Linked DNA regions of Homo sapiens: region 1 is linked to region 2. The links are chromatin loops, found by intact Hi-C in ENCODE. Cell type or tissue: psoas muscle. All regions are shown on one strand. Each heading gives the region's core, and the rest is flanking DNA. Links, peaks and the distances in the headings are about the cores only.

Region 1 (8,324 bases), core at 101-8,100, 130 kb before region 2:
TTTAGCCATACGAGTAATGACGTTTTGATGCATACGACAATATTGAAAAACTTTGAAAACATCATGCTAAGTGAAAGAAGCCAGACACAAAAGGCCAGGTGTTGTATTATTTCATCTATATGAAATGTCCAGGAGAGGCAAATCCAAAGAAATGGTAAGTGGATTAGAGGTTGCCAGGAGCTGGGAGGGGAGGAGGGAATGGGGAGTGGCTGCTTCATGGGTATGGGGTTTCTTTTTGTGGGGATGAAAACATTCTGGAATTAGATAGTGCTGACGTTTACATGACATCGTGGATGTACTAAAAGCCACTGAACTGTCCACTTAAAAATAATTAAAATGGTGAATTTTCTGTTATGGGAATTCTACCTCTAAAACACAAAACAAAGAATTATCAGAGACTCCGTAGTTAAATAAGGCCCAGAGGTAAAAAGAGGCTTGAGATACAAAAGCTGTCATGAGATTCCCAAGAGCCACTGACCTTGCTTCTCCGGGTTGCGGACCTGGGATGGCAGATCTTGGATTTCCAAGGTCCACTGCCCTTCAGCCTTTTCTCCCCAGCAGTGGACAGTCATGAATTCCCAGTTTGTAAACCCTTCATTGGAAAGATCCAGCAACCTGCAATTGGAGGTGTGGTGTCAGAAATGAAGGTGCTGGTACTGAGTGGCTGGGCGGAGGGGCTGGCACAAGCAGGGCTCTCGGGGGACTGTATGACCTGGCTGGACCGTACCCCCAGGGTAGCGGGGGTCTGGCCCCAGCCAACCCGAGGGCAAAGGGCACAGTGAAATGTGATCGTCTTTAAGCTCTTACACAGACTCTCTCCTCCATCACCTCCTTGAACCTCCTTAACATTCTGAGAGGAAGGCAGGCAGGCAGGCAGGTTTCATATAACCCAGTGAAAGATGTTTACAAGCTCTCACCAACAGAAGCCCCCAGTCCCGACAATTTCCTGCAGAAGGTGGCTGGCTCCTTCCCACCCAGCAACAATCTTACAGAGACCATAACTCCAGTGCCCGGATGCACGAAAGCAGACAGGGGCGGGGGTCCCCCTGGGGTACCTTCACCGAAGCCCAGAGAGTGCTCACTAAGGACGCCTTTTGAAAGTGCTTGTTTGTGCAAGAATGAAACTTCCATGTTTGATTTCAAGCCAGCTGTGTGCACTGTTCTCTGGGAGACACAAATAAGGAAAGAGGAGCAGCTACTCAAGCTTGTGGGGAAAGTTCTGTCCCTTCACCTGCAGGGCTGATCCAGTCTCAACAGGGGCATTTGAGGGAGATGACAATGGCAGGGTTGGTTGCTTTTCAGTGGGAATGGGAGGGGCCCGTGGAGAGCGGGGGGAGGAGACAGCTCCCCCACCCCCAGCAGTACCCTCCTTGCAAGTCCTGATGAGCCTCCCTTTACCCTTCCCAACTCGAAGGTCTTTCCCAACTGTACCCTTGAGCCCCTGGGCCTTCTGCCTCACACTTGGTTCAGGCAGAAACAGGAAGCAACTAATCAACATCCAATCTCTTCCTGCACCCAGTGCCATCCTCAGAAGTGACTCTTTCTGTACTGGAATCAATTCCAGGTTTTTTCCTCTTATTCTTTCTTCACAGTCTAATTTTCTATCTCGATTTTGGAATAAACATTTTTTTTAACATAGGCATCTTTATTGTTCATCAGAAATTGAAATACATAAGTTTTGAATGATGTAAGATTCAATTTCCAATCTGGGGGTTCTCTGAACACTCAATGTAGGAAAATGTTTATCTAGGGAACATTCTTTGCAATGGAGAAGAGTGAGGGGGAAGCATCCTGTGCTTTCTTCTAAGAAATGGCAAAGGTCAAGGCTGATTTTCACACTCGATGCCAAGCTGAACCCAACACACTGGGGACAGAACAAGGACAAACTGTCTTTTAAGGGCTGAGGTGCTGAGGCACATCAATGGCTTCTTAGTGAAGAACCTGGCAAACTGATAAAGCTGCTAAATTAAGTAAGATGTGCAGTAGGATAGGAGGTCATTGATCCTAAAACACAAATTCTTGATACAATCACAAAATCTGCCTTGGAAAAAAACCAAAGTCCCAAGACTCAGATGACAGCTGGAGTAGCCTCAGGGTAGTTTTTGTTTGTTTGTTTTTTGTTTTTGAGACAGACTCTCTTTCTGTCACCCAGGCTGGAGTGCAGAGGCGTGACCTCAGCTCACTGCAACCTCCGCCTCCTGGGTTCAAGTGATTCTCTTGCCTCAGCCTCCCAAGTAGCTGGGATCACAGGTGCGTGCCACCACGCCCAGCTAATTTTTGTATTTTTAGTAGAGACAAGAGTTGGCCAGGTTGGTCTCGAACTCCTGACCTCAGGTGATCCACCCACCTTGGCCCCTCAAAGTGCTGGGACTACAGGTGTGAGCCACCCTTCCTGGGCTAGGGTAGTTTTTAAAATGCCTGATGGCGCAAGGACAGCACTACCCAGCCAAGGGGTGGCTCCCAATAGGCCTGGCAGGACCTGCCCTCTATTATCCCAAGGGCACAACACTGGGCAGCAGCAGGAGGAGGAAAGTTTCCAGGGAAGGGAAACAGGGCCCCAGGGGAGCGGGAGAGGGGAGGCTGGGGCAGCGGAAGGTTCTTGTGGGTCAGGTAGCCGGACGTAAGCAGGACACGTAGGGCAACCAGGCCCCTGTGCCAGGGATACATATATTATCACACTCAAGTCTTATAACAGTCCTAATGTTTACAGATAAGTGAAGTGGCATTTTCAGAGATGAGGAATAAAGAGAGGCAAAGGGACTGGCTCCTGGGAGCCCAGCCAGGAGTGGAAGAGCAGGGTGTGGGCCAACTCTCCAGGGTCACTGCCACCCGCCTGCCTGCTACCTGCTGCCCCAGCCTCTCAGCCTCACCACAGGCTCTCCGTCAACCTGGGCCATCACCTGGGCCTGCACCCAGCTCTGGCTCTGAGTCAGGGGTCACAAACCTGGGTGCCACTAGGTGTGCGGCTGGAGTGAACGGAGAGCCCGTTGCTGGCCTCAGGGCTGCCAGCACGGAAAACATGGAGCACATGGACACACACTCGCCCACCTGCTCAGCTCCGGCCCAGTGCACGCAGGAACACGGGGCTGGTGTCAGACAGCTTCCAACTTTCCAAGAAATGCCAGAAATGAGGACTTTTAAAATCTTTAAGGTTAAAAAAATAAAATAAAAAACACCACGGGGAGCAACATAGCATCAAAAGCTGCAGCTCGTCCGCTGACACCGAACTGCTCGTGCCCGTGTGAGACCTCCCACAGGCAGAGGCACAGCACGGCCGGGCCTCCCGGCAGGAGGGAGAGGTGCCCCTGTGACACTCGTGCTATGAAAGGAGAATGTGGGATGGGCTGAGCTTGGTGCCAGGGTCTGCCTCAGGGTTGATTCCAGTGCACCGAGGACAAAGCTGGTGCCGGGCCCGCCACCTGCTGCCACCGCTCCAGCTTGCCTGCTGCAGAGAGACCAGGCTGCTGGGCAGTGCTGTGGGGGGCACAGCACAGGCCCCAATCCTCTGGACAATGGCCCTGTCTACCTTGCATTGCTGCTGAGTCAATTACCCTGTCTCATACAAAGTGGTGGGGAGGGGAAGGGTTAAGCAAAGGGCAACCCCCAACTTCTGCCTGGTTCCATCTGAGAGCCTTCGCTAGCCCCTGTTTCTGAATCTCTGCAGCTCCCTATAGCCTACACAAGGGCCACAGCCTCAGGCAGGTCACCAAAGGAGTCAAGTGGGCCCAGAGTGGGCAAGGGGACCACACCCCAGAAGACAGAGCAGGCCTGGTCCTGGGGGGCTTCCTGCAGATGATGTGGGCACAGTGCCAGTCCTGGTTTTTGAGAGAAGCTGGAAATGCTGATTTGTCCATGAAATTTCTTTACTCTCTCTACCTCTTAGCTAGAAAGAGACAGAAGGTACCAGAATACCCTGGCCCCTCTTAAGTTCCCATAAACACCTTCATTCTAATTACCTGTAAGTCATATATTTGCATCAATGTATTTCCCCTTGTTTCTAAGTTTGTTAAAGAAATGACTCCATAGCCTCCCAAAAAACCATGTGCGAAGCTTTGGAATTCCCAGCCCCTGAGCGCAAGAGAAGTTGGCAGAGAGCAGCCTGGGAGCACCTTCCCCACATACCACCCGAGCCTGTCTGTATTCCCGGGACAGGCCCCTGCTGGTGCAGGTTCTGCAGGGCAGCCCACGACTGGGTGGGAGAGCTGGTGGGGGGACAAACAGTGCTCCCTGTGGTACACATGCTCGATTCAAAAGCCAACTGAATAGGATTAAATGACCTTTAATGCACTTCTAAGCAAAGAAGGCATAGCCAGAATTCCACAAATCCCTCCGCTAAACAACAAAAAACGAAACAACAACTCTTTTGTCACTTCTCTCTGAAAAGGAAAGTTTTCCAGGACCTTTTGGAAGGCAAGGTTTCAGGGAGCAACTTTTAAGGTTTTTGGGGCCTACATGCAAGGGTCTCCAAGAGAAAGGAAGCTGCCAGCAGAACCAGTGGGAGTCCCCAACGCCAGAGGGCCTTGCAGAGACACTGTGGGCCCAAGACTGGACAGAAGCTCTTGTGCAGGGTCAATCTCAGTGAGCCCAGACCCCATCCCCACGCCTGCCTCGCCTTACCTCTTTGCCAGAAGTTGAGACTTGGTTCCCGAGGGAGAAACCAGGTAGATCTGGAGGTCTCCTCGGCGTGGGTGTGAGATGGAGGTGCGAACCACCACGTGCTCCAAGTAGACCACCCGCTGGTCCGAGTGCTCCGCGCAGGCGCTGGTCAGGGCCGTAGTCCGCAGCACCTGCACTAAGGGGATGCTCCTGGGGGAGAAGGGAGGGCTCAGCACTTGGCACCGGAAGCATGAAGTCTCACCCACACAGCCAGGAGCTCCAGCGCCCGTCCACTCTATCCCCACTGCAGCCTCAGGGCCCTGCGGGCCCCGGGGAGCCGCAGCAGCCTCTGACTGCCTCACGTGGATGCTCCACTGTGAACTTTATCACCTGTCCTGAAGACGTTTATGCCTCTGGAATTTGCTTACAGAGATTTGAAAGATGGTTCGGCTGGGCACTGTGGCTCACGCCTCTGATCCCAGCTCTTTGGGAGGCCGAGGCACCGCCTGCTGCCACCGCTCCAACTTGCCTACAGTGGAGAGACCAGGCTGCTGGGCAGTGCTGTGGGGTGCACAGCACAGGCCCCATTCCTCTGGACGATGGCCCTGTCTGCCTTGCATTGCTGCTGAGTCAATTATTTTGTCTTATACAAAGTGGGGGGAGGGGGAGGGCAGATCACAAGGTCAGGAGTTTGAGACCAGCCTGGCCAATACGGTGAAACCCTGTCTACTAAAAATACAAAAATTAGCTGGGCATGGTGGCGGGTGTCTGTAATCCCAGCTACTCGGGAGCCTGAGGCAGGAGAATCTCTTGAACCCAGGAGGTGGAGGTTGCAGCGAGCCGAGGTCGCACCACTGCACTCCAGCCTGGGAGACAGAGCAAGGCTCCAACTCAAAAATAAAATAAAATAAAAGATGGGTTCTTGGGCAGACTTGGGTGAATGTCCCCAGGGATGGGCTCCCTTTGGTGACCAGAAGGCGGCTTCTCCTCGGTGGCATTTGGCCAGCTCGTTTCTCAGTTGCCCTAGTATGACCTCCATGGTGACAGGTACACTAAAAGGCCAGACCTCACCACACTGCAATATGTGCATGTAAGAAACCTGTCCTTGGACCCCCTAAATATATAAAAATAATTAAATGTTTTAACAAACAAACAAATAAAAAATCCCACTACTTTGTTCCGAAGACTAGCATTGAAAATAGAAGTCACAATGCTAAATAACAGCAATCAGCAAACATTTCCCAAGCTGACTGTGCACTGAGCATAAGGCACTGGCCTGAGAATTTCCAAGGATTAACCCATTTAATCCAGAGGGAAATTAAGGACTGTACCCAAGGTGTAGCTAATGCGGGGAGGAGCTGGGATTTGGGGCCCCAGAGCCCACGCCTCTGCCTCCAGGCCTCACTGCCTCCGCCTCCAGGCCTCGCTGCCTCGAATGGAAGCTCGCGTGGACCCACAGTCAAGGACACAGCTCGGAGTTCGGAGGCTGCCCTCTCATGCTGATCGAGGGTGCCAAGCTTGTGTGCTCCCAAATCTCCTGCAGAAAGCAGGGTCCCCTCACTTTCCTGCCCTGTCATGGAAATGGACGATGGTTCCCTTTACAAACTCAGGGCAGCTTTACCATATGGGATGGAGTCTGAGGGTAAAAACAAAGCCTCAATCATTCAAGACTCCTTCCTGCTAGAATTTTCTGACACACTCCCCAGACCAAGCAGACTCCCCAGACCAAGCAGATCCAAAATCTGTACCCCAAGGCTGTTTCTGTGTCCAGGCTGGACCATCCTGCCAATTCCAGGCCATTAGGGTTCATGCCTCTTTGAACTCAGCCCCCGACCCACCCCAGTGATCTGCAGCTGAAGAAACATGGCATTCTTCAGTGCAGACCCACCGCCGCCCAGCAGCACATTAATAACTCCCCACCACACGACCGGTGCTTGGCTTATTACGGGGAGCGCTTTTCCCATTATGCCTGGACTCTCCTCCCGGGAGGCATGAGGCGTTCTGCTCAGAGCCTCTCAGGAGTTACACTGCTTGGCTCTACTGGGCCCTGAGTCATAAAAAACAATCAAAACAGTTATAAACAGTGATGTAATTCCCTCGGAGACTCTGTAAGTATTTGAAAACACGCTTTGCATGCACCATAAATTGATCTAGAGATGCTGACTTCCTTCATTGCCTTCTCCCAAGCTTTACTGCTAGTGTTTACTGGCCAGCAGCCCCCGCTGCGGTAGATGGCGAACACAAGAGAAGGCTCTGGGGAGTTCCAGGACCTGCAGGGCCCATGTGTCTCTCCAGGTGAGTGTCCCCCATCCCCCACCTTCACCCCACACTAAGAATGTAAGGTGGGTACGTTAGGGAGAAGCAAGGTGTGGAGACGGAGAAACGTCTATGCCGGCAGACTTACTCAGTGCTCCCCTGGGGCTTCAAAATGTAGCTCCCAGTCAACCCCAAAAACCAGGAATAACCCTACACTCTCACACTTCAACACCTTTCCAGTGCTGAATAGCAAGATCAAGGGGAAACAGACACAAAAGCCTTAACCAAGTTGAAGACACGGTCCCCACACTCCAACCAATTGCTCATCGGTAGGGGAAGTGATCAATCTGCTCTAGAAATAGACCTGGAATCCTTGTGAAGAAGCTTTAATCCCATTGATAAGGCACAGGGATGAGAGAACGGGAGCAGGGTAATTACAAGTGAAAGACAACCAAGCCCCACCTCTCACCTGCCCCGCCACTCTGAGCCCCACCCACAGAGCGAACACCTAGAAAAAAAAAATCATTTCAGAGTATGAAAGTCTCTTGCATCTGACTTTTTTATTCCTGCTAAGGGACTCCAGCCGCTGCATAAAGAAGGCTGGGTTGGGTGTGATCCTCCGCCAGCCCCGCTGCTGCTGCCTGCAGGGAGGCTGGCTGGGGGCGGGAGCACCCAGCTCCTGCAGGAGTTAATGGCCTCACTTCGTTTGGTTTTCAAAGCCATGCCCTTACCTTCACCTGGGGGCTAGGAGCCCAGCAGCCTCCTGGAACAAGGCTAACTGTAACAATTAGTTTTTATGTGAAAGCTCTTAACTGCTAAATCACTCAGTTACAGGCCACCAGGACTCCTCATTCCTGTAAGTTCTGGGGCAGCGCGGGAGCCCAGGACAGCTACTATAGGAGGGCACGCTGCCACCTTCCTGACATGCAGTTAGCTCCCCACACATTTTACTTCTGTGGTTGCTATTGAAACCATTAACCTAACATCCCCAATTAGAGTGCTTTTATTAAGAAGAGAAATAAAAGAGGAGGCTTCAAAATGTTTCATGATCATTGTGCTCAAATTTTTCTGTATTTCAGATAGAAACTCCAGGAAGAAAATAAGGAAGCCATCTATCAAAAGTCATCACTTTAAAAAATTAACTCCAAGACAGAAAGTAGAACAGTCAATGAAAAAAACAGAAGTGGTTCTCCACCCTACAGTTATTTCTAAGGTAACGCTGAAAATGCAAGTCGACTGCCAAGTAATTTATCTTTCAAGTTAAACAATGTGCAGAGATTATCACTGTCACGTGAATACACCTACATTGTACTTTAATGATGAAAACTGATTTAGAAAGATCTTAAAGTCCCCAAAGTAACTGAAAAGTGTCTTCTGCTATTAACTTCTGAAACTGTGGTCTATGTACATAAAGCCATCTTCCGAGGACGCTAAGGGAGTCCACGGAGTTAAATGATCCCGCAAAACCTGCC
Region 2 (8,324 bases), core at 266-8,265:
GGCAGCAGGGGCATTGGCAGTGACAGGAGGGTAGTGGGAGAGGGGATGAGAGGCACGGCCAGAGGCCAGGCTGTGACAGCTTCATCAGCCTTGGCAAGAATTTGGACTCCATCCCAAGAAGGGTGGAAAGCGGAGGAGGGGCACTCCCACAGCTCCAACCCACCTGGCCTCCAAGGCCTTCTGACCTGCACCCGCAGCCCCACGCTGTCTTCAAGAGGCCGGGAACCTTGGGTCCCACATCTTCACCTCCTTACTCAATATCTCCACTCTCTGTGGCCTCTGAAATCCAGAGCAGCCTGTTCTAACCTCCTCACCCCCACCCGGACCAGACCCTGGCCTCAAGGGCATGCTGTGGCCTTCATGCCCTGACCCAGTGTGGGCTCGGCCTGACTCCCACCTCTCACCAGTTCCCTCACCCGTCCCCAGGCTTCCCACCCTAGCCGAGGGCCCTGTCGCACTGTCTGTGGTGTTCACTTCCCAGGTGGTCTCTCTAGCTCCAGCCGCTGCCCCTCATCACCCTCCCTGCCGTCTCCAGAGTCTTGGTTCCCAGGCACTCCCATGAGACGACTTAGACCATCAGTGAGTCTTCTCAGCCAGCAGGGTGGAGATCAAACTCAGGGGCACGGCCTTTAGCAAGCTGGCACTGTTTTTCTTGCTCTTCCTGTCCCACCATAGGGCCAGTTGCTGCTCCCAGACGGACTGGCCCTTCAGGCCCGGGCACCTTAGCTTCCACTATTTCTTCCTGACTGGATTCTTCTCGGTCTCCAGGCAGAATGGCTCTCCCTGGCTGTAGGACCTTATGTTTGGGGGCCCAACTGTGATTTGTGGCCTCACTGCCAGCCCTGTGTGTGACTCACGGTGAGGCCTCAGCAGCTGTTCCCTGCACCCCCATCTAAAACAGCTCCCTGCACCCCCATTTCTCACTGGCAAGATGAAGCCTCAGACCTGGCAATCTCGCTCCACCCCTATTTAAACAAGGCAGAACCTCTGATCTGGAATGTTCCCACTGCAGCCTCTCCCAGAGCCTTGGGAAGGAGTTGGCTAATACAATGCTGGGTGGCAGGGCTGTGCCAGCAGTGCAGTGATTTTTAAAATATGTGTTAGAGCCCTGGGTTTTTCCTATAAATGAGATGGTCGGCCATCATCCTAAATGTCACTCCCTCACTATTAGGCCACAGTGATGTTCCTAAAAGAGTCAACAGTAAAGACCTGTTTGTAGGTATCTAGGAGCCGGCAGCAGACCCTGGGGACACAGGACCAAACGTAGGGAGGTTTCAACTCTGGATCTCCATCGATTCTGAGCACCTCGGTGACCGGGGTGGGCTTCAGGCTTCCTGAGCTGGGGCTACAGGAGTGCAAAGGGGTTTTATGATGAGTCCATGTATTAAATGAAATAAGGGCCCACAGAAAAGAGAAGGCTGGGACCGCAGGTGTCCAAGAAGCAAGGCACAGAGGCAAGCAGGTTCCTTCCCACACGCAGCTGAGGTCCACTCAAAAGGTGATCCTGAAGAAATTATGCTAGAATCAGCAGAGTGGGCCTCGGCTGAGTGTGGAATCCAGCCCACTACTTGCTGGCTGTGTGACCCTGGACCAGGCACCTACCCTCCTATGCTTCCGTTTTCTCTGCTGCAGAAGAGGCTGCCAATGATGCCTTCCCTTAGGGAGTGAGCCAGGCCGTAATTCAAGGCTAGGCAGCACCTGGCAGCTGGCATGCTGGCAGCAGACCTCCTGACACACGTGCCCTTGGTTTGGCAGATGCTGGCAAGGGTTGTGGTGACAGCGGACACGTGAACCACGACAGCTGGAAGGGAACAGTGGAGGGGAGGGCACTATGCTGAGTCACATTTAGACCTCACTAAAACCGAAGTGGTTCCTGTTAACTTGCTTTGGTCTATGTGGTGGATTTAGGGCTTCCAAAAATCCTCTTAAGGCTTTTTATATCCTCCTCACTATTTATAGTCTAAACTCCCCCAAATCCCCAACCCAGACAAAATCATTCCTGCTATGTTTTCTTTCGATGCCAAGCTCACCAGCAGCAGAGAACATAGCTGCATGACATGGGGCCCGATAGGCTGCTCATGCCTGTGCCCCTCCCTCCAGGAGTGAGACTTGGGAAATCCTTTACCCTCTGCAGGTTCTGTGTTTATCCTTTGCAGGGTCACCTGCCACAATGTCCAACTCCTGCCACCCACAGGAACTCCAGCAATGCTACTGATTCCCACCATCCAATATTGTGATTTTTCAAAGGTTGAAAATTTGATAAGCAAACAACACATATGTGGCCCAAATAATTTTGCATCTGGGTCTTTTCATCTGGACTGAGGCCAATGCCCTTATTCTTCTTCCTTCTCCTTCGGAGCCCTTTCTCCCTCCATCCTGTAAAAGTAATCTTTCATTAGAAATCAGCAAAGTGGAACAGTATACTCCCTCCTGAGCATGTACCAGTCACAGGTCACAGGTGATCACCACTGTCAAGAAGAAAGTCTAATTCAGTCCTCACCTTTGATAGACGGGAAGTCTGGAACCTTCTTAGTCACGGCCTCTCAGGCAGAAGATAACAGAAGACTTGCCACAGTGCATGGCAGGGCCACAAGACAGCAGGAGGGGAAGTGACACTCAAGTCCTGTCTCCTGGAATAGGCAGGGGATGGTCCAAGTGAAGTGGGATTGCTCAGGCAGGAGGAGAAGAGGCAGAGGGGCACTGTGGCTAGGGAAGAGGCTCCAGCCCTGACCACCTGGGTTCTCATCCCAGCTCGGCCACCTCCCAGCTGCCTGACCTCAGATGAGTCCATTGACCTCTCTGGGCCTCAGTTTTCCCAGCTGAGCATAAAATGGGCATATTTGTGTCCACCTTAAATGAATTAGTGTACAGTGCCTGGACCTGGGCCTGGCACTCAGACAGCATTATGTGAGAGCTGTTCTCATCAGGCCAGAGGTTTAGCAATACCTCATTGCTACTTGTAAACATGCCTGGTTCTGGAAGTGTCTGTGTGGGTGTGTCTGAGTTAACACAGACATGCCCCAGGCTGGCCAACCCCACAGGCCGGACTTGTATCTCCCCCAGCAGAGACCCCCAGGCCAGCCTCTCCTCTCCCTCCACAGCCCAGACCTAGAAGGACTGCACAGCCTGGGGACCTCAGCTCCTTCCCCTACGTGCCTGGTGAAAGGAGGGAAACAGGCAGTGAAGAAAGAAGGAGCAGAGGAGGAGACAAAAACTCACCTCTCCTGAACCCTCTGTAAGGCTTTTGCATGCATTCGTGTCTGAGCTCCTAAAGTCCGTGTCCTGTTTTACAAACAAGAAAGCCCCGATCCTCCGAGGGAGCCAGGGCTTTGCCTGAGGTCTTGTCAGGTGAACAGTTAGGGTTCTGGAATGGGTGGCTGTGAAGGCACAAGGCAAAGGCAGAGGGAGGAGCCTGGGCAGCCACCCGGCCCCATCTCTTCCTGCCACGCCGTGAGGGCATCCTCAGATAAGGACCCAGGCACAAGAACCTTGACGGGAGGGGAGAAGGACACCCCGGCTGGCCCATCCCCACGGGTCGGTAGAAACAGGAGACAGGCCCGAGGACTCCCTGGTGACCAGGGACCATCTGTGGCATCCCCCTCCAGGACTGTGCCCCGGGGAGAACCGCTCACTGGGGATCAGCAGGCTGCACTGTTGCCCCCTGGAGGATGCAGAAGGAGAGAGACACGGTGCCCGGACTCGGCAGCCCCATGATCCCAAGCTGGGAACCCCCCGGGCAGGCTTCAGACTCCTTTACTGTCTGCCTGTCACCCCCAGGCCCCTCCTGCCAGGGGGAGCTCAAGGGAGTGAGTCCCCCTGGTGGCGGGGAAGCCCGTCCTTTGGGATGGAAAAGCCCGAGGCCGCCCCAGCTCCCTGGCCACCATCGTGCAAAGGCAGCAAGGCGGACAGTCAAAGGACGTGCATCCTGCAGGGGCTTGATCCTTTTGATGCCTACTGATGAGGGGCAAGTCACTGTCTATGAAGGGTCTACAATGTCCCCAAATTCTGCCCCTAATGTCGCTTTAGAAGTCAAGCCTATCCCTGCTAGTGGCATTTAGGAGCTGAATTATATCTTCTTTTAAAAAAGAAAAAAAAAGGCTTCTCTCCAGAGAAGTATTCAGATGCCCATGAGCTCTGCCATCCAATATGAATATTCCCTTAAAAATGAAAATTATGGCGCACTTAAAAAGGAGCATGTTATGTCAGCACCGGGGATAAGACAATTTATTACTGTCTACAAAAGGAAGGCTCTAATGCCGTGGTAGAGGCTGGCTCAGCGGGCTGTAAATTATGAGCCATTCTCTGGCTGGTGGAAATAAATCCTCTTGTCACTCACTGTGCTCTCCCCTTGACAGGCCAGCAGGCCGCCGGGAGCAGGCAGAGTCAGGAATTCCATGTCCGTGACCTGAGAGCCGCACCACTCCACCTCCTGGGCCTCACTCCGCCCTATACACGCGCACACTTAATGACATCTCTGATCATGTCTTCAGGACGCATACCCTCTTTGACTTGAAAAAGTAACAACTGTTTGTGGCCTTCTCACAGGCCGAAAAGAACAAGCGGGGTCCAGTGGAGAAAGGTGAGGCATGGGAAGGCCTGGCCCGAGCACTGTGACTTCAGCGAGGCACCCTCCACCCCTCTCAGCTTTCCTGGTCTGAAAGTAGAATTTCGCCAGAGGGTGAGCCGACAGGTAGAGCTGTTTCCACCTGCGTGTGCTGCCTGTGAGCTGGGGAACTGCCCACACTGGGAGGGGTTGGGAAGCGTAGGAGGGCACCTGTCGCAGACGTTGAGGAGGGGCTGCCTTTCCCCTCCAGGGGCTGACCTCCCAGGTGATTCCCAGAGCCAGACCACAATTCCAGAATTCAGTGAAAACAGCGCCAAATCCTATTCCCTCCCGATCCCACCCTGATCCCTGCCTCTGGTAAACCGGTAAGTCTTGTTTTCCCCACCACCACCTCCCACTCACCACCTTCCTAAAGCGATCTGTGCCATCAGCCCCTACTGTGAGTACAGCCCTCTAAGCCACTCAGAGGGACTTCCTTTGGAAGCTCACTGTCGGAGACATCCTGCATGCATCCAGGTAGAGACATCATGAACAAAGAATACGGGCCGGGCACGGTGGCTCATGCCTGTAATCACAGCACTTTGGGAGGCTGAGACGGGCAGATCATGAGGTCAGGAGATCGAGACCATCCTGGCTAACACAGTGAAACCCCGTCTCTACTAAAAATACAAAAAAATTAGTCGGGCGTGGTGGCGGGCGCCTGTAGTCCCAGCTACTCGGGAGGCTGAGGCAGGAGAATGGCGTGAACCTGGGAGGCGGAGTTCCCAGTGAGACTCACCCAGTTCTCAGTGAGCTGAGATCGCGCCACTGCACTCCAGCCTGGGTGACAGAGCAAGACTCCGTCTCAAAAAAAAAAAAAAAAGTATGTATACTTGCTAGGCAGTAAGTATGATTAAATGTGTCTGCTGTGTAAGAACTTGGGATTAAATGTTTCCAAAGAATGGTTGAGGAATCAGCTGGTATGATTGCCAAATAAATACTAGATGCCCAGTTAAATTTGAATTTCAGATAAACAATGAAAACACTTTTGGTTTAAGCGTACCTCACACAAAAGTTGGGATACACTTGCACTCATAAAATTATTTTTTATTTATCTGAAATTCAAATTTACCTGAGTGTCTGTCCTGTATTATTATTTGCTAAATCTGGCAACTCTGGGTGGGCAGGAGGGTCAAATGCTCAAGCTGGGACTGGCTAGGGAAATGCATCCTTAATATTTTAAAAAGAAGTGGCAGGCACAGGTTTTGGTTGAAAAAATACAGAACATTTTCTCTTGGGGCCTGGAATCATGGCAACTTAAACCATTAAAAGTATCCTACTGATCTCAAATACAGCCCATTAGGCCTCCAGGAAGATTAAAACAACAAAATAAATAAAAGTGACAAAAGAGACAGAGGGGAGAGAGATCAAGAACTAAATGGAACATCTGATATTCATGGAAGCTGTGATAGTTCCGAAACTGCACATTCGAGAAGTTTTGCCAGCTGGTATTTCAGGAAGGGTTTGGGGGAATGGGGGAAGAGCCCTTCTGCTGGCCCATCTCTCTTCTCGTCCCAGCCTCAATCCGCTCCAAGACAGGAAGAGCAAAGGCGAGAAGGAGCCACGCCCCAGGACCGATGAGGGCTAGCAGGAATATCACATCACCCACACCATTAGTTAGGTATGCCTGGTCTTCCCCGCTCAGCTTTCTTCCCTCCTCCCGTGGTCAACCCCAGACACCTCAGCAAAATGGACAGCCATCCAAGCCAGAGGCACCCCCTCCAAGCAATTCTCATTCATTCTACTTCATCATTTTCTTTAGCATCTTATTTGTCCTTGAATTTTCTATTTTACCTTTCCTCCACTTTCTAGTTATTTTCCCCCTCCCCCAAAAATGTTTTCTGGTGGTCAGTAAGACACTTGCTCTCTCTGGAAGAACAGTGAAATCCCTGATGAGACCCAGTGTGAATTCACAGTGTCGTCATGTCTGTCCTGTGAGATTAGGCACCCATGAACCTTCCCAGCTTTGTGTGGATCGAGCAGGTAAGAACAGAACAACCATTTGCTGCTCCCAGTGCCCACGGTGAGATACACTTCAGAGGTGACAAATGGATCGTGCGGCAGCTCAGACCCCAGGCGGGAGGCCACGGGGACACCCACCACTCTTGGCACCGAGGGCTCCGCACGGTGGAGAAGATGTCGACAACCCTGTCTTCTAGGTTCAAACATCATGTCATGGAGGTAAAGGGAGAAGGCGTGAGGTTAAGGGCCTGCGAATCTGGCTTATCCAAGAACCTATTAACTGTAGTTCAATATTTACCAGCCCTTCTGAAGACATGTAGAAGAATGACAATGTTCAGACTATCAGTGTCAAGATTGTAAGGAGTCTGCCTGAGTCATGGGTTAAATGGTGCCCATGAATATTTTATTGAACTGTTTCCTAATTGTTTACAAGCTGGACATTTTTGTCAGCCATACACAGCAGTGTTGTGTGCTACCCAGAAGTTCTGACTCATCAACACTTTGTCGGGTTAGCAGAGAGCAGGCTGCACTTGCCATCTCGAACCCAGAGTTCTTTCTGTGCTGTATTATTTTGAGATTTGGTCCAGAGAAAAATGATGGATCAAGGCAGAAAAGCAGGTAACGGGCTGTCCCCAGATGCGCACATTAAAAGGCAAAGAGCTATCGAAATGTCACAAACTTTCGTTACAGCCCATCATTGGAGAGCTTTTCCAGCCGAGAGCATCCACCTTGACATCCTCCCCTCCCCAGCTCCATCAGGCACGAAGAGGCTCCTGCTGACAGACATTAGGGACACGAAGCAAACTGACACAGTGGATTAATCCTGGTGTCTGGGGAGCAGTTAGGACGTGTCATGTCAATAGGTGTCTGGGCACCTTTTAGACCAGGCCTTAATGGCCCAGCCTGGCCCTAATCGTCCCTCACATGCCACGGTTCTGCTCTTTCATCTTTGCTGTGTGTGTCCCATGAAGTCTCATTTTAAACAAGGCAGCAAGGCACAGTGACCACCGCAGAAATCCACTTCCCTCGAGGCCTTGCCACAGATGCCAGCAGCGCCACCAGCCCCCATCCCCAAAGGAAAACACAACCAAACAGTCATTAAAACGAAGAAAACCACGACCATGGTAAATTTGTCAGTGTTGGCGGAGAAGATAATGATACTGAAAATAGCCTGAAACTCTTTGTCAGATGGCTTGCATTTTTGGTCACAGGAGAACGTTTTCTATGTGACACGTGTAAGTGACCTGTGGGACCTTGTCATCAGTGAGGTCAGAGCACTCACTGATGCTGAAATTTGGGGGGTTCCCCAGGCTGCCCTCATCGTTCTTGCAACATGGCTGCCAGGGTAGTCGGTGTGAAGGATGGGGTAGGCTCACCCTGGATGTGAAGGATGGGGTAGGCTCACTCGGAGTGTGAAGGATGGGGTAGGCTCACCCTGGGTGTGAAGGCATGGGGTAGGCTCACCCTGGGTGTGAAGGATGGGGTAGGCTCACCCTGGATGTGAAGGATGGGGTAGGCTCACCCTGGGTGTGAAGGATGGGGTAGGCTCACCCTGGGTGTGAAGGCGTGGGGTAGGCTCACCCTGGGTGTGAAGGATGGGGTAGGCTCACCCTGGGTGTTTGCACCTGCGTCCTTGCTGCTTCCAGGTCCCTGGGACATGGCCTGTGGTCTGCACTGCTTGGGTGGTCCGTGGAACGTTTTGCTCACAATGTTCATAAGAAGTAATACAAAATAGTATCCTTCTCCCGCAAGGGTAGGG

The links. A loop is a pair of places that touch in the nucleus more often than their neighbours do. Peaks named below come from ENCODE experiments on the same cell type or tissue, not always from the same donor. Only the 100,000 strongest peaks of a DNase experiment are listed, where the experiment ranks them.
Region 1: it touches region 2 in a loop (1.8-fold over the local background); 9 of 110 quality-filtered maps call a loop at or near these places.

The regions. Positions count from the first base shown.
Region 1 is chr15:101,365,718-101,374,041 of GRCh38, forward strand. PCSK6 (proprotein convertase subtilisin/kexin type 6) reads right to left here. Exons shown (of 22, transcript NM_002570.5): 12 at 4,618-4,806; 13 at 479-615. Among named protein-coding and RNA genes, the nearest start is that of PCSK6-AS1, 35 kb to the left of the region's middle. RefSeq lists enhancers at 4,545-5,046, 5,047-5,546. In psoas muscle, for the core only: no CTCF peak of the experiment used is centred there; a DNase peak (open chromatin) is centred at 3,374.
Region 2 is chr15:101,498,403-101,506,726 of GRCh38, forward strand. No RefSeq gene overlaps it. Among named protein-coding and RNA genes, the nearest start is that of PCSK6, 13 kb to the left of the region's middle. In psoas muscle, for the core only: a CTCF peak has its summit at 3,710 (motif pointing left); DNase peaks (open chromatin) are centred at 1,729, 2,099, 3,669 and 4,369; H3K27ac peaks cover 3,541 bases.